Linked DNA regions of Homo sapiens: region 2 is linked to region 1. A link is a contact called in ENCODE Hi-C or POLR2A ChIA-PET data. All regions are on one chromosome and are shown on one strand. Each heading gives the region's core, a stretch centred on a gene start or an enhancer-like site at or near the end of the contact. The rest is flanking DNA. Distances are from core to core; before and after follow the strand shown.

What was found. A loop is a pair of places that touch in the nucleus more often than their neighbours do. ChIA-PET counts read pairs that join two places held with the same protein, here RNA polymerase II (POLR2A). Pooled maps may share reads with other maps.
Region 2: a loop to region 1 is called in a pooled map, with 12 times the contacts of the local background. The contact joins the promoter of ZCCHC14 here to the promoter of MBTPS1-DT in region 1. A Hi-C loop is called at or near these places in 1 of 168 maps with a recorded cell type or tissue (posterior vena cava) and 5 of 50 pooled maps. POLR2A ChIA-PET finds 5 or more read pairs at or near these places in 1 of 52 experiments (activated B cell).

Annotation. Positions count from the first base shown.
Region 1 is chr16:84,114,675-84,119,466 of GRCh38, forward strand. It overlaps MBTPS1-DT (MBTPS1 divergent transcript), which reads left to right and starts at 2,369. Exons shown (of 1, transcript NR_186375.1): 1 at 2,369-4,489. MBTPS1 (membrane bound transcription factor peptidase, site 1) reads right to left here and starts at 2,268. Exons shown (of 23, transcript NM_003791.4): 1 at 2,061-2,268. It also overlaps the pseudogene LOC648774. RefSeq lists silencers at 1,759-2,188, 2,589-2,688 and an enhancer at 2,839-2,998.
Region 2 is chr16:87,490,378-87,495,169 of GRCh38, forward strand. ZCCHC14 (zinc finger CCHC-type containing 14) reads right to left here and starts at 2,647. Exons shown (of 13, transcript NM_015144.3): 1 at 1,292-2,647. The coding sequence starts at 1,861. It overlaps ZCCHC14-DT (ZCCHC14 divergent transcript), which reads left to right and starts at 3,810. Exons shown (of 4, transcript NR_110943.1): 1 at 3,810-3,858. RefSeq lists a silencer at 2,586-2,765.

The DNA of each region.
Region 1 (4,792 bases), core at 1,119-3,618:
CAAAAATTAGCCGGGTGTGGTGGCGGGCACCTGCAGTCCCGGCTACTCGGGAGGCTGAGGCAGGAGAATCGCTTGAACCCGGGAGGCAGAAGTTGCAGTGAGCCGAGATCCACCACTGCACTCCAGCCTGGGCGACAGAGCGAGACTCTGTCTCAAAAAAATAAAAATAAATAAAGCGTTTCCTCAAGCAGAATTCCGCAGCACTGATGGCAGCAATGTACAGTTCACCTTAGCCTTCAGTCTTCCAAGTTTTTTTTTGTTTTTTGTTTTTTGAGACATAGTCTCACTCTGTCGCCCAGGCTGGAATGCAGCGGCGTGATCTTGGCTCACTACAACCTCTGCCGCCTGGGTTCAAGGGATTCTCCTGCCTCAGCCTCCCGAGTAGCTGGGATTACAGGCGCCTGCCATTGCGCCCAGCTAATTTTTGTATTTTCAGTAGAGACGGGATTTCACCACGTTGGCCAGGCTGGTCTTGAACACCTGACCTTGTGATCCGCCCGCCTCGGCCTCCCAAATTGTGGGATTACAGGCGTGAGCCACCGCGCCCGGCCCAGCCTTCCTAGTTCTTGTTAACCTCCTGACTAGAAGAGCTCCCACTTCTTCCCTAGGTGCTTCAAAGGTTCCGCAAGCTCTGCATTGGAATTTTCCCTTTTTATATAGAAAGGACCAACTCTTGATTATACGGGGTGCCTGGGGAGTGCAGTCGTTTGACACGTGTCTGGGTCAGGTCCCAGCTCCCATTCTCAATCAACAGTTTTGCTGTCATCCGCATCACACATTAGAGCATAAAATAAACTTTTATTTGTCAAAAGTGTTCTGCATAAATGCTTAAACAAAATGTGGTATAGCCATACAACTGAATATTATTTGGTCATAAAAGGAATGAAATCCTGATTCATGCTACAACATGGATGAACTGTGAAAACATGCTAAGTGAAAGAAGCCTGACACAAAAGGCCGCATATCATATGTTTCCATCTGAATATACGAAATAGTCATTAAAGGCAAATCTAGAAAGACAAAGTAGATGAAAGGTTGCCTGTGGCGGGGCCTGGAAATGGGCATTGACTACAACTGGGCATCAGAGGTCTTGGGGTAACGGAAATGTTCTAAAAGTGGATTTGGTAGTGGCTGTGCTGCTGTAAATTTACTAAAAACCACTGAATAGTACACTTAAAACAGGTGGATTTTATGGTATGTAAATTCTACTTCAATGAAGCTCTTACATTAAAAAATAAGTATAAATAATAAAAGCGGATTCTCCAGATTGAAAAAAAAAAAAATGAGAGGAATTACTTCTCTTCTGCAAGCCCTCCTTTTCGTAGACATACAATTGGAGACCTTGACGTTAGGAGGGCTTACCTACACAGTTCAGACTAAAGGATGAGTCTCCAGAATTCAACGCAGGTCGTATTCCACTCCACGTAATTTCGAAGTGTCAATCAGAATCTAATAACTTAATTTGTGTAGACAAATAGGCCAAGATTCTCAGGGGCTCAACCCAATATGAAAGGTAAACATCTTAATAAAAATACTGACGATCCACAACGGTCTTAGGTAGCGCAACCATGCCAAGGCGAGGCAAGATTTTTAAGAAGCTACAGGTTTAAAAGGCAATCTGGTTCTGAGAGTTCGCCGAACAGAATCCCCGCATTTCCAAAAACCAGCAGCGCAATATGCACAGACCGAGATAAGGCAAAGAATCGACGTCTTTTAAACCTGACGCCAGCACTGCCCCGGAAGCGCACCTAGAATTGAGTCTGTCTGGAGGCTCCGGGCCAGAGCAGGGCGTATTGTTTCACTCGGTGAATGCTCATTTCACGTAAAGAAAACCAGGCAACGGAACAAGCTGCCGGAGCGCGCAGACCCCCGCAGGGCCGCGGTACAGGCACGCTGTGTCCAAACAAGCGCCGGAGGCCCCGCGCCCACCTCCCCCGACCCGGCCCGGCCCCCGCAGCCCTCGCCTCGGGGCCTCGGACGCAACCGGCACACCTGAGCGAGCGGGCCGCCGCCGCTAGGCGGAGCGGGTCGGGGAGGCCGCGCGCGGGCGGCTGACGTACCTGCGCCGCCGGGAGCTCAGGGCCGGCGGGCCCGGGATAACGGCGCCTCCGCGGCGAACACGCCTGGGCACTCCATTCGGGGCTGTTTACTCCCAACTCTCGCGAGACTGGGCGACCGGGCCAGCGAGGCCCACAGCTGGGAGCCTCAGCTCCGCCGACCCAGCGTGCCCTGTCTGTCCCGCGCTCCCGGGGCTTGCGTGCGCGCTCTGGACGCCGTGGGCAGCGGGACCACGCCGGGAGGATGGACGAAGGTCTCGCGACATTTGCGGCGGCGGGGGCCGGTGGCAGGGTGGAAGCGGAGGGGCGTGGCCAGCGAGCTGCCAGGCGGCGAGAACGCGCTGGGGGAACCCTTGGTCCGCTCTGCGCGTCGCTCTAGGATCCCCGAAAAGGAGCACGGGCGCGAAAGCGGCCAGGCTGGGCCAGGATCTAGAAAGACTGCCTGGCGCAGGCTCCCTGCCCCCGCGGGCCTGCTGTCATGGACTCGTGGAGAGCTCGCTTCCCGCGCGGACCCTTCCTGCAGGGGTCCACGTCCAGGCACCGGCGGCTCGGACACCCCACCCCCGGCCGGGCACCTGCCCTGGGTGCCCCTTAACCCGGGCGGTAGCTCGTTAAGATGGCGAAGTGTCCGGTCCGGAACACGCGAAACCCCAAATCCCGCCTGCCCGACCTCCTGACCCCCGGCCCCACGGGACGACAGACTGGGCCTCCCGACGCGCAGCGCGCTGCCGGGACACCGGTGCGTGCGAAACGGAGGACCTTTGTAACGCCACGTGTTTGCTCTTTTTGAAAAAACAAGAATAAATGTGTTAAACTGTCTGAAAAGCTTGCCGCCTAAAAGATGTCTGGGTGACTTAGATGCTAGGATCAGTTTGTTTTCAATGTAAATGGACCAGCCCGGACTCCGTACGGCACTAGCAGGGGACTGAAAGCGTCTTCAGGTACTGCTGGTGGGCGGTGATGCGCTACAGGCCGATCAGACAGTTTTGTGTCTTTTGGAACTTGACACTGCACCACGGTAATGCTGAACTGCACCAATATTACAGATCACAGCGCATCATCTTCCTTCAACATGATTTAACACAGTTGACTTAATATGGTGGATAAATGTAGAATCACAAATTACCATACCCCACCTCAGGCTTCTACTTCGTAATTTTGAGCAGGTTGTTTAACCTCTTTGTACCTCAGCTTCTTCATTACAAAAATAGGGGTACTAGCCAGGCGGGGTGGCTCGCGCCTGTAATCCCAGCACTTGGGGAGGCCGAGGCAGCCGGATCACTTGAGGTCAGAAGTTTCAGACCAGCCTGGTCAACATGGGTGAAACGCCGGCTCTACCAAAAATATAAAAACTTAGCTGAGTGTGGTAGCGCATGACTGTAATCCCAGCAACTCAGGAGGCTGAGGCAGAGAATCGCTTGAACCTGGGAGGCGGAGGTTGCAGTGAGCTGAGATCGTACCACTGCACTCCAGCTTGGGCGACAGAGCGAGACTCTGCCTTAAAAATAAATAAATAATTTTTTTAAAAAATAGGGGTACTAATATCTACCTTAAAGGATGAGGGTTAAATTAAGTACACACATAAGCCCTAGCGCAGTGGCTTATGCCTGTAATCTCAACACTTTGGGAGTCTGTGGCGGGAGGATCACTTGAGCCCAGGAGTTTGAGACTAGTCTGGGCAACAGAGACATGTCTCTATAGTTGTGTTTGGTTTTGTTTTTACCAGGTGTGGTGGTGTGCACCTGCAGTCCCAGCTACTAGGGAGGCTGAGGTGGGAGGACTGCCTGAGCCCAGGAGGTCGAGGCTGCAGTGAGCCATGATTGTGCCACTGCACTCCAGCCTGGGCAACACAGCAAGACCTTGTCTCAAAAACAAACAAAAAGCATACTCATAAAGTGCTCGGCTCCTATATGATTCAATATGTGGTGGTGGATTCTTGAATCCTTTCCTGACTCAGATCTCATACGATTTTCTGAACTTTTGGAGAATCCTTGCCTCTCTGCATTTGCAAACCGTCAAAGGCACTCCCTTCTGCCACCACACAAAGCATTTGATTTTAAACTTGACTATGTCCTTCTGTTCCAACTTTAGGTAAATTAATCTTGGTCAGGGTTCTCTGAACAGCCCTTTAGTCACTATGCCATTGAATACATGGCCCTACAGCTGGAAACTGGGGTAGAACAGTGATTGCAGGCATCCATCATGTGACAGCGAGGCCCCAAAGAAGGGGAGAGAATGCCACCACCACCAGTTTCAGAGAATGCCTATACACTGAGGGGACTGGTGTGTGGGAGAGAAGTTACTTGGAGAGCTACCAAGACAGCCTGAGCTACAGGATCCTGGTCTACCACTGGTGGATTCCCACCACTCTGGTTCTAAAATAACTTCCTAAACTTGTGCTTCACATACAGAATAAAGCATCTGTAATTCCATGGGAAGGTAAATCTTTATTCAAATGAAATGTTATTTTAAAGAGTAATAGCTGATGGCACAGGCACTAGCCAACCCTGGGAAAGCCTCCCTGGAGTTGTGGCTCCTGGAGTCCCAGCAGCCACTCTGCAGAGATCTTGGAGGTCCTAGTAAACCTGCCGGTGGCACTACAGGCAGGCTGCTTTTTTGGCAAGGGTGGCTTTGCTGAGAGCATCAAAATCTTGGAGGCAAACACCAAGGAGGTGTTCTCGGGCAAGATCGCACCTGAGTCACTGCTGCTCAATCCGCACCCAGAGGAGACGTCC
Region 2 (4,792 bases), core at 1,397-3,896, 3.4 Mb after region 1:
GCAACCTATTCCCTTCCAAAAAATAATCAGTTTGTAATCTAAATACACATCACACCAGGTCAAAGTAATCTCTTCCGGCAGCAAAATTTTGGCACTGGATTGCAGGGGGCTGTTCAAAATAGCTGGAGCCCCAGACACTTTGCGTTTTCAGTTCTGAAACACTTAGACAAAAGTTCACATCGCTAAGTGGATGGCCAGGACGCCCTTCCGGTTCAATTTGGAGACCGGAGATCTTTAACCTAACCTAACATTCCTTAAGGCATCGGTGCCCTCCCACTCAAAGTCAGCCTGGGTTTTGTTTCTAAGGGTCGCCAATAAATAGGTTTCACGGGCATTTAAGGCTCTGGGAGTCTTTTTCTGTCTGTTACAGGTAGCCCGGCTCTTAAAAACGATCACACACAACGTTCACAAGCATGTGCACATTCATACACACGTGTGCACATATACATGCCCACATGCGACACACGCGTACATCATACAGCATGCACGTGTCCATAAATGAGCTCACACGGACAGCCATGTCCCGCGCCCAGGCCCCCAGCGACACAGGCCCCAAGCAGGGCCTCCACCTGTGTGGAGGGAGCGGCTCAGACGGGGAAGCCCCAGCGCCTTGCAATGTTCACCTCACCGGCGGCTTCTGGCGTGGCCACGGCTCCTTCCTTTTCTGGTAATAAATACCAGATTTGGGGAAACCAAGGCGCCGCAATGTGTGTTATCTGTCACCCAAGGGCCCCATTAAGGGGACAAAGGCCTTATCGCGTTTGCAGCCGGCTAAGTGAAAGGAGGGCACCTGGGACTGTGAGCTCTGACCGCGGACGTCTCCCGCACCGCTCCCGCGGATCCTCGGACCCAGGGCCCCTGCAGCCGCTCCTGCCCAAGGGGCGCGAGGCGGAGGTGTGGAGGCTTTGGGGCACGCAGAGGGGACTGAGGGTGTGGGCTCAGGGCCGCGGTGCGGTCTTGGGGCTTAAAGTGCAGACTTAGGGTGAGGAGTGCGGGCTTAGGATGGGGGCTTGGGATGTACGGCGGAGGCTTGGGATGTACGGCGGAGGCTTGGGATGTACGGTGGAGGCTTGGAGAGGTGGGGCACACATTTGGGGTGCGACATAGAGGCTTAGGATGGGGCTTGGGATACGGGCTGGGGGCTCGTGGTGCAGGTTGGAGACCTGGGTGGGAGCTCTCAGTGCAGGCTGGAGGCGTGGGTCGGGGGGTCGCGGTGCAGGCTGGAGGCTTGGAGTGCAGAGTTGGGGATGCAGACTTGGGGTACAGGGCAGAGCTCGGGGCGGGCACGCACCTTGTGGCAGGCTGGGCAAGTGGGCAGCGCGCCGCCCGGCCCGGGCGCGCCCTTGCCGCCGTGGCCCCCGCCGCCGTTCAGGCTGCTCTGGATCTGCGTGAGCTCCTGGCGCAGCACCTGCTTCTGGTGGAAGCTGAAGGCCGGGTGGTTGGAGGCCATGGTGAACAGCAGCAGGAACTCATCGCCCGTGCGGCCCTCGTTAAGCTGCAGCCCGTAGTTGTGGATGATGGAGTCGATGTGCGTGAGCGTGCGGTAGAGCACGCCCGCCGCCTCGCGCTGCTCCGAGCCCAGCAGCGCCAGCGACACCAGCAGCTTGCTGCGCACCACCTCGTCCGTCAGGTTGGTGAGGCTGCCCAGGTCGGCCGGGTTGTTGGCCTTGATCTCCGAGTCGCGCAGCGAGTGGTAGTCCTTGCGGGCCAGGTCCTCCAGGCACGAGCCGAGGAAGCGAAGCTCGAGCGGGATGCACAGGTCCAGCAGGCCGCACAGGAACTCCACGCGCTGCGGCGACGGCAGCTCCGAGAACCAGCGGTACACGCCGTCCCTCTGCAGCGGGCAGCGCTTCTCCACCATGCTGCCGCCCGCGCCGCGCCGCGACCCGGGGCCGGGGACCGCGCGGGGGCGGCCGGGGGGCGCCGGGGGCCGCGGCCGGGGCGCGCCGGGACCGGGGACGCGCGGGCCGGGGCCGGGTCCGGGCGAGGGCGCGCGGGCGCCGCGGGCCGGGCGGGCGCCGGGGCGGGGGCGGGGACCGGGGCCGGGCAAGGCTCCCGTCAGGGGCCGGCGGGCGGGCGCGCGCGGGGCGCCGGGGGGGCCCGGGGCGGCCGGGGCGGCCGGGGGCGGCGAGCGGCCTCGGGCCCCCCGCTCACGGGGAGGCGCCTTCCCCGCGCCCGTGCCCAGCGGCGGCCGGTGCGCGGCGGCGGCGGCGGCTGCTCCTCGTCGTCGTCGTCGTCGTCGCCCGGGAGGCGGCCGCCCCCATCTCCCCCCGCGCCGCAGGGTCTGTCACTGCGGGCCGCCCCCCGACGGAGCCGCCCCGGCCATGCCGTCGCCGCCGCCCGCGCCTCCGCCCAGGCCGGCCGTTACCCCGGGCCGCGGGCGCGGCGTCGCCGCCTGGGGAGCGCTGGGGGCCGCGGCCGCGAAACGGACGCTGGAGGGGGAGGGACGCGCGGCGGGAGGCGCGGAGGGATCCGGCCGGGACTTGCCGGCCTTGCTGCTCCCGCGCGGCGGACGGATCCGGGCCCGAGCGCGGCGGCGGCGGCGACGGCGACGGCGACGGCGACGGCGACGGCGGAGGAGGCGCCGGCCGAGGAGCGGAGGGATCGTCGCGCTCGCGGCTGACGGGCGGCCGGGATCAGCAGAAGTGGGCGGGGTGGCCGCCTCTCGCGACAGCCCGGGCCTGCCGGGCCCGTCCCCCCCCCACTGATTGGCTCAGGCGGCCCGTTCTCGGCCCGTGATTGTGCCGGGTCCCCAATCCCATTCGCCCGTTCCGCGGCCACGCCTCCCTGGGGGCTGTCGATCATGTTGGGGCCACCGCCTCCCGTCCCTCGGCGGCCGTCAAGACGCGATTGGTCCGCGGAATCGGAGAGGCGGAAAACCCGGGCTGGATTTCTGGTTGCTTTTGTTCCCGCAAATTTGCGTGGAGCATTGTTTTTCGGCGAAAACGGGGCGTTCGGCCTTCCTGCTTTATTTTTGAGCGGTGTAAGAGGGAGGTAGTGGGTATCTTCGAGAAACGGCCGCCGCGGGGTCCGGAGCCCCGGGTTCCAATCCCGGGTCGGCCACTGCAAAGCTGTGTGACCTTGGGCGAGTCACTTGGCCTCTCTGAGCCCCAGGCGCCTCCCCGGGAAAAAGAGGGTAATAATAACCGCCCCCGAGGTTTGTGCGAAGGTGTTGAGCTCACAGAGGGCCGGCACCGGCACTTTTGAGGCGGCTGACTTGCCCTGGGGGTGTGATGGGAGGTGCAAGCTTTCTCCAAAAGCCTCGTCCAAATGGAGCCTTTAAATCCGCCTTCTTTCCGCGGCTACTTCACCAGCTCGCCAAACGCAGAAAATGCAAACACAGGGGAGGGGGCAAGGGAGCTGACCTGGCTGGAAGTAAACAGAAACGCCACCCTCCCCTGGCACTTGCATTGGCACCGGATTGCAGGTGGGGGAAGGGCCGGTGCACCCAACCACCTTTAAATCCCACCACTTACACACAGGCATAGAAGTAGAGCCGCGGGGGCTGGACGCTCATTCCTCCCCTGCCCTTCCCCTAGAGCGCTGCTTTGAATGTCTGTTGATCTAGAACGGGGTCTGTTCATTCATGGGTTCCAGGTCCCAAGCGCCCGGGGGCAGCTGAGAGCAAAGCTGGCGCCCTCCCTACCCTGTGGAGCTTACACTCTGGTTCTGGGCAGTGCACACTAGAGATTGGTTAAATCAATGAATGAACTTTTTCAGGATATGGTCCAAGGTGCTGAAAACTTCCTAACAAAACTCTTCAGCCGAATCTGGCACGCCTGTGGTTCCAGCTACTGGGTAGACCGAGGCAGGAGGATCGCTTGAGGCCAAGAGTTTAAGACCAACCTGGGCAACATGGTGAGACCCCCCCTCCCCGCCCCAGTCGCTCCAAAACAAACAAACCCCACATTCTCCAGTCTTAGGTCTTCGAGGATGAACAGAGATTGCAGAAAGGCATGGTTGGGAACAAAAAAAATTGCTCTCCACTCCCCCAGCCCCCTCCACACCTTGGGCACATTTCCCTGGAGCTGCCCCAGTGTTCTTTGTCAGTGTAGGAAGAAGCAAAAATCTAAATGGAGTCAGGATGGCCTCCCACATGGGCACAAGGGCAAGGCTGGGGACAGTTGGGTCTCCTCATCTTATTTCCCAGGTCTAGGCTGATTTCTATTAATAATTAAATTAATCGTCGTTGTCCTGGACCTCACTTCTTAATGTGATTCCAGGGAACTGGCCACATTCCAAAATTCATAATCTAAGGTAGTGAAAGAACGTGAACATCAAGACAGTTTGGCTGGGCTCAGAGGCTCACATCTGTAATCCCAGTACTTTGGGAGGCCGAGGGTAGATCCCTTGAGCCCAGGAGTTCGAGACCAGCCTGGGCAACATGGCGAAATCCCATCTCTACAAAAACTACAAAAATTAGCCAGATGTGGTGGCATGTGCCTGTAGTCCCAGGTACTTGGGAGACTGCAGTGGAAGGATTGCCCGAGCCCGGGAAAGGGAGGTTGCGGTGAATGGGGATCCCGCCACTGCACTCCAGCCTGGGTGACAGCGTAAGACTCTGTCTCAAAAACAAAACAAAACAAAAGATTCATTTCTTATTGATAAAGCAAGCTCCTTGGAGAAAGATCTTGGAACCTCATTAGTGCTGGGGGTGGGGGTGGGGCTTCTTCAATCCAGCCGAGCTGGCTGTGAAACCCCCAGGCTTTGGTACCAAGTGAGCTCCAGTCCCAGCTGTGGCTGACTGTGTGAACTTGGCTATGCATTCAGAGGCCTCTGAGCCTCAGTTTCC